Regions from separate parts of the Homo sapiens genome. Here region 2 is linked to region 1. A link is an interaction called in ENCODE POLR2A ChIA-PET data of the cell type or tissue named here. Cell type or tissue: HepG2. All regions are shown on one strand.

Region 1 (5,000 bases):
TGTATGTTTTTTTGAGAGCGTTTCACTCTTGTCGCCCAGGCTGGAGTGCAATGGTGTGATCTTGGCTCACTGCAACCTCCGCCTCCTGGGTTCAAGCAATTCTCCTGCCTCAGCCTCCAGAGTAGCTGGGATTACAGGCACCCGCCACCACACCTGGCTAATTTTTGTATTTTTAGTAAAGATGGGGTTTCATCATGTTGGCCAGGCTGGTCTCGAACTCCTGACCTCAGGTGATTCACCTGCCTTGGCCTCCCAAAGTGCTGGCATTACATGCGTGAGCCACCGCGCCTGGCCACAACTTGTTAAATCTCTCAGTTCTAGCCAGGTGCAGTGGCTAGAACTGTAATCCCAGTGGCCTGTAATCCCAGTAAGTTGGGAGGCCAAGGCAGGAGGATCACTTGAGCCCAGAAATTCAAGACCAGCCTGCGCAACATGGTGAAACCCTGGTCTCTAGAAAAAAAAGAAAAAAAAAAAAAGGCACGGTGGCTTGTGCCTGTAGTCCCAGCTACTGGGGAGGCTGAGGTAGAATCACTTGAGCCTTGGAAGTGGAGGTTGCAGTGAGCTGTGATTACACCACTGCAGTCCAGCCCGGGGGACAGAGTGAAACCCTGTCTGAAAAAAAAAAAAAAAAAAAAACCGCTCAGTTTTGGGAATTAACTAGAGTGAGCTGGTGGTTCTCTAGTCAGATGGCAGCTGAAGATTTCTTCATTCATTTGTCTGGTACCTCGGCTGGGATGGTTGGAGCATCTAGAGGCTTAGTGGGGTACCTCTTATGCATGTAGTCTCTCCGCATGGCTAGACTGGGCTTCTTCAGGACGTGGCCATCTCAGGGTGGTTAAACTTCATACATGGTGTTGGCTTCCCCCTGAACAAATGTCACAAGAGTCCAGGAGTTCGAGACCAGCCTGGGCAAAATAATGAGACCTTGTCTCTACAAAAAGTTTAAAAAATTAGCTCGAGCTGGGTGTGGTGGCTCATGCCTATAATCCCAGCACTTTGGGAGGCTGAGGCGGGCGGATCACCTGAGGTCAGGAGTTTGAGATCAGCCTGGCCAACATGGTAAAAACCCGTCTCTACTAAAAATACAAAAAAAAAAAAAAAATTAGCGGGAAGCTGGGTGTGGTGGCTCACACCTGTAATCGCAGCACTTTGGGAGACCAAGGCGGGTGGATCATCTTGAGGTCAGGAGTTCAGGACCAGCCTGGCCAACATGGTGAAATCTCCTCTCTACTAAAAATACAAAAAAATTAGCTGGGTGGTAGTGGCGCACGCCTGTAATCCCAGCTACTCAGGAGGCTGAGACAGGAGAATCGCTTGAGCCTGGGAGGCAGAGGTTGTGGTGGTGAGCCAAGATTGAGGCATTGCACTCCAATCTGGGTGACAGAGTGAGACCCTGTCTCAAAAGAAAACAAAACAAAAAAATTAGCCGGGCGTGGTGGCTCACGCCTGTATCCCAGCTATTCAGGAGGCTGAGGCAGGAGAATCACTTGAGCCTGAGAGGCAAAGGTTGCAGTGAGCCGAGATGGTGCCACTGCTCTCCGGCCTGGGCGACAGAGTGAGACTCCGTCTCAAAAAAATATATTAGCTGGGCATGGTGGCAAGCACCTGTAGTCCCAGCTACTTGGGTGGCTGAGGTGGGAGGACCACTTAAGCCCAGCAGGACAAGGCTGCAGTGAGCCTTGACTGTGCCACTGCCTGCACTCCAGCCTGGGTTGACAGAGCGAGACCCTGTCTCAAAAAACAAAAAACAAACCACAACAACAACAGAAAACCCATCAACAATTGGCCACAGTTATCCTTAAAAAACAATTGATCAGCCTCAATTGTGGGTCAGCAAATGGCTTTCAGATCTCTGGGATACACCAATGTCACCAGAATATTCCCTTTCTTCATTTTGGGGTAGAAAATGAAAACATTTCTTTCGTCTACTATTTAAATTAAGAGGCTAGGTCACCAAAAAACCCAGGCTTCTTTGAGGGTTTCCCCAGCCTGTTCCTTGGGACCAGAGACAACTGGTCCTACCAATGGAAGTGTTCCAGGCCTCTCCGGACCCCACATCTGGGCCCAGAACCAGAAAGACACCTCTTACCCCTGTCCTCAAAGTTGGCCTCATTCTGTGTTCTAAACCCACACTGCTCAGGATAATTAACAATAAGCATTCCATTCCTGCTGGGCATGGTGGCTCACACCTGTAATGCCAGCACTTTGGGAGACCTAGGTGGGCGGATCACCTGAGGTAGGGAGTTCAAGAACAGCCTGACCAACATGGAGAAACCCCATCTCTGCTAAAAACACAAAATTAGCTGGCCATGGTGGCCCATGCCTGTAATCCCAGCTACTCGGGAGGCTGAGGCAGGAGAATGGCTTGAACCCGGGAAGTGGAGGTTGCAGTGAGCCGAGATTGTACCATTGCACTCCAGCCTGGGCAACGAGAGCGAAACTCCATCTCAAAAAAAAAAAGAATTCTTTTTCTTCAGACAGAATCCCTGGCTCCACCACATCAGGCCCTCCTCCAGTCCTTTCATGAATTTGGATTTTTTTTTTTTTTTTTTTTTTTGATACTGAGTCTTGCTCTATCATGGCTGGAGTGCGGTGGCGAGATCTCGGGTCACTGCAACCGCCGCCTCCTGGATTCAAGCAACTTACCAGTCTCAGCCCCCCAAGGAGCTGGGACTACAGGCACATGCCACGACGCCCAGTTAATTTTTGTATTTTTGGTAGAGATGGGGTTTTGCCATATTGGTCAGGCTGGTCTTGAACTCCTGACCGCAGGTGATCCACCCACCTCGGCCTCCCAAAGTGCTGGGATTACAGGCATGAGCCACCGCACCCCGCCAAGTCTGGATTATTTTGATCTAACCTTGTTTCCATTTCCAAACAACAGCTGCTTTTTTTTAAATGGGTTGTTTATTAACTTTTTATTTTGAAATAATTGTAGACTCATGTGAAGTGGAAAAAGTGGTGCAAAGGGTTCCATGTGTCCTTCACCTGGCTTCCCCCAATGCTGATATCTGATGCAACTGTAGTGCAATAGCAAAACCAGGAAATTAGCATTAGTAAAAACTGTTAACTGGACTACAGACCTTATTCAGTTTTCGCCATGTTTATGTGCATTCATTTGTGTGTGCTTACGGATTTTGCTAAGATTCAAAACCTTGCATTTCAGGGTTTTATTTCCTTGTTTTAGCAACAGATCCCTCCATATACTCCTTATACGCCCATAGAGACAAATCAAATCACATGTAAAAACTCAAATCTATAAAGCAAAAGTGGGCTAGGTGAGGTGTCTCACGCCTATAATCCCAACACTTTGGGAGGCCAAGGTGGATCACTTGAAGCCAGGAGTTCAAGACCAGCCTGGGCAACATAGTGAGCCCTCATCGCTACAAAAAGATCTTAAAAAATTAGCTGAGTTTGGCTACTGCAGCCTGTAGTCCAAGCTACTCGAAAGGCTGAGGCAGGAGGATTACTTGAGCCCAGGAGGTTGAGGCTGCAGTGAGCTATGATTATGCCACTGCACTCCAGCCTGGGAGACAGAGCAAGACCCTGTCTCAAAAAAAAAAAAAAAAAAAAAAAAGTGGCTATTTTGATGAGGACCCCATCACTGTCCCAAGCATCAGCTATTTCTCTCTGAAGCACTTTTATAATCGTTAAGGTTTTGTATTTATTTTCCTGCTGGGTTGATTCAAGTTGATTTTATTCAACAGGCTACAAACTGCATGAGAACAGGAATCATTATTTTTCATTGTTTACCATTTATCCCCATAGTCTACCATGCCCAGCATGTTAAGGTTGTAGAAGCCAGCTTCCAAGATGGCCCCCAGTGAACCTGGCCTCCTGGTATTCACACCCACTTTGGCATGTTTTTCCTTTGTGCACTGAATAGGGTTAGGGTTCCATACAGGATGGTGGTTAAATTTGAATTTCAGATAATTTTTTAGTATTTCGCAATATTTTACGAGACATACATATACTATTATTCATTGTTTTATCTAAACTTCAAGTTTAATTGGGCATCCTGTATTTTTATTTACTACATCTGGCAACCCTATATAGGGCTGAATGTGTAACCAATAAGATATTGCAAAAATGGGCCAGGCGCAGCCGGGCACGGTGGCTCACCCCTGCAATCCCAGCACTTTGGGAGGCCGAGGCGGGTCCATCACGAGGTCAAGAGATCAAGACCATCCTGGCCAACATGGTGAAACCCCCATCTCTACTAAAAATATAAAAATTAGCTGGGCATGGTGACGCACACCTGTAGTCCCAGCTACTCGGGAGGCTGAGGCAGAAGAATTGCTTGAACCTGGGAGGTGGAGGTTGCAGTGAGCTGAGATTGTGCCTCTGCACTCCAGCCCGGTGACAGAGCGAGACTCCATCTCAATAAATAAATAAATAAATAAAAATAAAAAATAAAGAAAATAAAAAAATGGGCCAGGCGTGGTGCCCCATGCCTGTAATCCCAGCACTTTGGGAGGCTGAGGCAGGTGGATTGCCTGAGGTCAGGAGTTCAAGACCAGCCTGACCAATATGGTGAAACCCCGTCTCTAATAAAAATACAAAAATTAGCCGGGTGTGGTGGCATGCGCCTGTAGTCCCACCTACTCAGGAGGCTGAGACAGGAGAATTGCCTGAACCTGGGAGGCAGAAGTTGCAGTGAGCCGAGATCACGCCACTGTACTACAGCCTAGGTGACAGAGCAAAACTCAGTCTCAAAAAAAAAAAAAAAAAAAGATATTGCAGAAATGACAGTGTGACTCCAAGACTAGGCCATAAAAGACCTTGTGGCTTCTGCCTTGCTCTCTCTTGCTTTGCTCATTTTGAGGGAAGCTAGCCACTATGTCATAACGACACTTGGTAACCATGTGTAGAGGCTCACATGGCAAGAAACTGAAACCTGCCAACAACCAGCACCAGTTTGCCAGCTATGTGAGAGAAGCACCTTGGAAGTTGGTCATCCAGCCCTGGTCAAGCCTTCAGATGGCTGCAACCCCATGAAA
Region 2 (5,000 bases), 230 kb before region 1:
TGAGAGCCAAGGGAGGCAAAGGAAGTGGGAGTGTTGTGGCTTTGCGGCTGGAAGGTGACCCTGGGAGGAAAATGGCAAGGAATTGTCATTGAAAAGGTCCTGTGGCTGTTTTACCTTCTAAATAAGATAAAGATACAGAGAGGGTGTGTTTGAAGTATGGGCTTCAAAGTCAACTAGCCTTGGGTTTAAGCTGTGTGGCTTTGGGCAAGTCACTTAACCTCTCTGAGCCTCAGTTTCCCCATTCCTAAGACAGATGTAATAATCTCCTCCTCACAGGTGGACTTACAGTGCTCATGCATAAGAAACACTTTGAATCAAACCTGGGTCATTCTAGGAGCACAATTTATTGTACCTGTTACTGTCACCACCATCATCACCATCATCATCATCATCCTCACTCTATTATTGTGTCATCTTTGTTTTGTCCAAATAAAGAAACAAGCATTCATTCAATTCCATGGAAAGGACTTGAGAAGCCTAGAGACTTTTAAGTAGCTGTTTATTGTGGTAAAATATAACAAACATAAAATGTATTGTTTTAACCATGTTTAAGTACACAGATCAGTAGCATTAAGTTCATTATTGTCAACTGTCACCACCATCCAGCTCCAGAATTTTTTCATCTTGCCAAACAGAACTTCTGTACACAGTAAACATGAACCCCCCATTTCCTCCTCCTCACAGCCCCAGGCAACCACTATTCTACTGTCCACCTCTATGACCTTGACTGCTCTAGGCACATCCTATGAATGGAATCATCCAGTGTTTGTCCTTTTGTAACTGGTTAATTTCACATAGCATCATGCCTTCAGGGTTTGTCTACATGTAGCACGCATCGGAATTTCATTCCTTTTTATGTCTGAGTAATATTCTACTGTATGGATATGGCACATTTTGTTTATCCATTTATCTGTCGATGGACAATTGAGTGTCTGTCACCTTTTTGCTACTGTGAAATTTGCTACTGTGAATAATGAACGTGGATAATAACACTCCCTCTTCTCCAAAATGAAGATTAAGCTTCAACTATTCCCTAGTGCTCCCACTCAGAGTTTCTCCTCTTGACTGTACATGAAGTCACACCCAGGAAATACCATGATCAGAAACAGGCACTTTCCTGCACTCATGGTGCTCACAGTTGCATTGGGGAACAAATAAATCCACACCCAAAAGGAGACGTTGCTGCCAACTGTGACTATGTGCTATGAAGGGAAAAAAGAGAGGCTTTTGGAAGAGAAGAAAGGTAAAGTCCTGCTTTATCCGGACAGGAAGGATGCCCTTAGAAGGAGCCTCCAGTGTAAAAAGAACTTCCCAGGAAGAAGACAAAAGGCCATCTGAACTATGGCATGGGGTCTTTGCCATTTATTACCCACTGAGCAGGAAGTACATGGCCACAGTGATTTATAGCAGTGTGCTGGGTGCAGCTCATACCAGCCCACAAGAGCTAATCATTAAATTTTCAGGAATTTTATGAGCAGCTTGTGAAATGCAATCATAAAATTAAATTATATAAGCTTACAATTGTATGGAGTACACTAGTTATTAGCATGAATTGTACCTATATGGTTGAAACACATATAATGGTATCTATGCATCTCTCCCCAACTCCACATTCAATGACGTCACACTGGTAGCTTGAAATAAGCCACAATGGGAATATTTACACCAGGGATAATGGCCAGTGCTGCAAATCAGGGTTTGATCATTTTGTTGATTGTCTGGATTTAAGAAAGTGATGTACAGAGTGTTAATAAGACAGGTTAAACTTAAAGGTATTATGTGTCTGTGGCCATTATATTGTGAATGGTACAGACAGCTGAGGAAACATTCTTCTATTATTTAAAAACCATTACAAATGGTCCCCAACTTAGCAATGGTTGGACTTAGAATTTGTCTGAGTTTACAATAGTGCAAAATCAAAAATGCACTTACAATATTCGACCTACAGTATTTTCAACTTACAATAGGTTTATCAGAATGTAAGCTCAACATAAGTGGAAGAGCATCTGTATTCAGTTCAGCAAAGAAATTGTTCACGTCATTGACAACGAATGAAGTACCAACATACGTCTTTGTTGTTTTTGCCTGACTCATTAAGGTAAACAAAAATATCTACCAGCATTCATGTCAGAGCTACCTTCAGAGAGCCGCTTGTTAAACATTTATCAGCACACAACTGAGTCATTACAGTGCCTTTCACATGAAAAATCAAGAACTGTGGCTATAATGGATTTTTTTATTATTTCTAGAAATGGAAAAACTTTTAGAAAGTATTTCTCAGTTAACATTAGTGAGCCATTAGGGTGGTTTGAGGGGGACTCTAAGACAGAGTAACTGAAATTGAGGCTTGTCTAGAAAATTCTCAGATTCGTCATCCTCAGAACAGTAGCTTGAAACACAACTCTGGGCCGGACGTGGTGGCTCACGCCTGTAATCCCAATACTTTGGGAGGCCAAGACAGGTGGATCACCTGAGGTCAGAGGTTTGAGACCAGCCTGGCCAACATGGAGAAACCCCGTCTCTACTAAAAATACCAAAATTAGCTGGGCGTGGTTGTGCACACCTGTAATCCCAGCTACTCGGGAGGCTGAGGCAGGAGAAGCACTTGAACCCTGGAGGCAGAGGTTACAGGGAGCCAAGATCACACCACTGCACTCCAGCCTGGGCAACAGAGCGAGACTCCATCTCAAAAAAAACAAAACAAAACACTACTCTGTTGTGTCCACTCATTCAATTCCATGGAAAGGATCTGAGAAGCCTAGAGACTAAATATTTATTTATTGTGGTAGAATATAACAAACATAAAATGTATTATTTTAACCATATTTAAGTGCACAGTTCGGTAGCAGTAAATTCATTACTGTGATGTGACTGATTGATAGAAGGGGTGATGGGTCGATTGATTCCAGTTCTACTACGAACTTTATGCATAAACTCGGGTAGTTTCCTTTTGCCTCAGTTTCCTCCTCTATAAAATGAAGACAAGATGCTTTCTCTGACTGCGTCTGAAGAGGTCTGGGAATCAGGTACGGGACGAGTGAGTTGGGACTTGCTTGGATGGAATGACAGACACCCAAGGTAAACACGCTTAATGGGGAAAGGAGAGATTAATTGGTTTTCAACATTAGTTTGGATACCGAATAGTTCAAACATTCAAAGGAAAAGTTTTCATGTTTCTCCCTTTATCTGTTCTTTCCTCAACTCATCACAGTGGCCTTAACTGTCTCCTACTCCAGACACACCTTCTCTAATGTGTCTGGTACCCTCCCTACAAACCTCAATGGAAAAAGAGTTTGTGCTGCCAGGTTCAAATACCCATCTCACGGATAAGGCTCTCATTGGCTCTGCTTGGGTCATGTGCTTGCCTCACGGACCAATCACTGTCATCAGAGGTATTGGATGCTGTGATTGGTCAGCCCTGGACCACGTAACTAACCACTTTCTGCAGCCAAGGTGAGCCCGGTCTATTTCTAGGAGAATGGCAATGGGAATGCTCTCTAGGCAGATGAAAGCCAACAGTCCACGTCAGGAGGTGAATGTGTGTTGGAAAGATTAAAGTGACAAGCAGGAAGGATAAGAATGATTAGTCTCAGAATAAAGAGACACGGGTTGCCTGTAGCTTACACACGGACTTAGTCATTTAACAATCTTTTCACAGTGCGTGGTTAATCCTGTCGCTCCATGCTGGAAACCCTGTAAGGTCTTCCTGATCTGGGTGCTGCGCGGAACTCTGAGCTCATTTTGGATCCTCTTCCTATCCTTCAATGCCCCAGTCCCACGGCGCCTTTCTGTTTCAAGACTGTGTCTCTCCCTCTCCTTCTTCAAGGTCTTTTCTTTCTTTCTTTCTTTCCTTTCCTTTTCTTTCTTTCTTTCTTTTTTTTTTTTTTTGAGACGAGGTCTCACTCTGTCGCCCAGGCTGGAGTCTCGGCTCAGTGCAACCTCCATCTCCCGGGTTCAAGCGATTCTCATGCCTCAGCCTCCCGAGTAGCTGGGATTACAAGTGAGTGCGGCAACGCCTGGTTAATGTTTGTAATTTTAATAAAGACAGGGTTTCACCATGTTGGCCAGTCTGGTCTCAAACTCCTGACCTCAAATGATCCGCCCCTGCCTCGGCCCCCCAAAGTGCTGGGATTATAGGCGTGAGCCACTGCCCCTGGCCCCTCAAGGTCTTTTCACAAATGTTTCTTCTCGCCTAGAATGTTCTTCCCCCAAATCTAATCCCAATCAATCTTCTGGTCTGTTTTCCCCATACACCACAGAAACAGCACCGACTTGTTTTTATTTCTCTTGCCCACCAGGGCTCGGCACGGCACATGGCACAAAGTAGACAGTCAACAAATCCTTCTGAGGTGAGTAAATAAATGAGTACGTATCATTCCAACAGTAAAAAGTTGTGAGTTTTCTGCCTTTGGCACACAGATTCACTCATTCTTTCATTCATTCAATATTGCATCATGGGCTGGGAGATATAATAGTGAACAAGAAAGCATTCTTGCCTTCAAGGAGATGCTGGTGGGGGAAGTGGGCAGAGTCATACCAGAGTTGTCACAGAGCCACCATGGGGGGCTGAGGGAGCAGAAAACAAGACTTGGGAAGACAACAAATACTCTGCAGAGAAGGTGAATCCAACATGAAAACTGATAGATTAATAGAAATTAGGTGGATGAAAGCAGGCAAATTGCCATGAGGAGGGGGAATGGAGTGGAGAGTGGGTAATTCTAGGCAGAGGGAACAGTAAGTAGAACTGTTCCCGACTACACGCAGTAAGGGAACTACTGCGTGTAGTCGGGAGCGGGGGGAGAGAGAAGGAGAAGAGAGGAAGGAAGGGAGAGTGAGCATTTGTTGGGGGAGAGTGAGCGGCGAAGATTCAGAGGCTAAGTCAGGAAAGAGGGAGATCCACAAGGCAAACCTGGAACAGCTTTGAAGCCATCATCAGGAGGCTGGGCTCAATCCAATGAGGCCATGAGACCCCAGTGAAGTACATTAAGCAGGGGCATGAC

The links. ChIA-PET counts read pairs that join two places held together with the same protein. Peaks named below come from ENCODE experiments on the same cell type or tissue, not always from the same donor. Only the 100,000 strongest peaks of a DNase experiment are listed, where the experiment ranks them.
Region 2: POLR2A ChIA-PET joins it to region 1 with 9 read pairs; 1 of 35 experiments calls an interaction of 5 or more read pairs at or near these places.

Annotation. Positions count from the first base shown.
Region 1 is chr22:26,516,574-26,521,573 of GRCh38, reverse strand. No RefSeq gene overlaps it. Among named protein-coding and RNA genes, the nearest start is that of TFIP11-DT, 6.5 kb to the right of the region's middle. In HepG2, no CTCF peak of the experiment used is centred here; a DNase peak (open chromatin) is centred at 3,003.
Region 2 is chr22:26,741,727-26,746,726 of GRCh38, reverse strand. All of the region lies in intron 2 of MIATNB (MIAT neighbor), which reads right to left. Among named protein-coding and RNA genes, the nearest start is that of MIATNB, 71 kb to the right of the region's middle. In HepG2, no CTCF peak of the experiment used is centred here; a DNase peak (open chromatin) is centred at 2,116; H3K27me3 peaks cover 242 bases.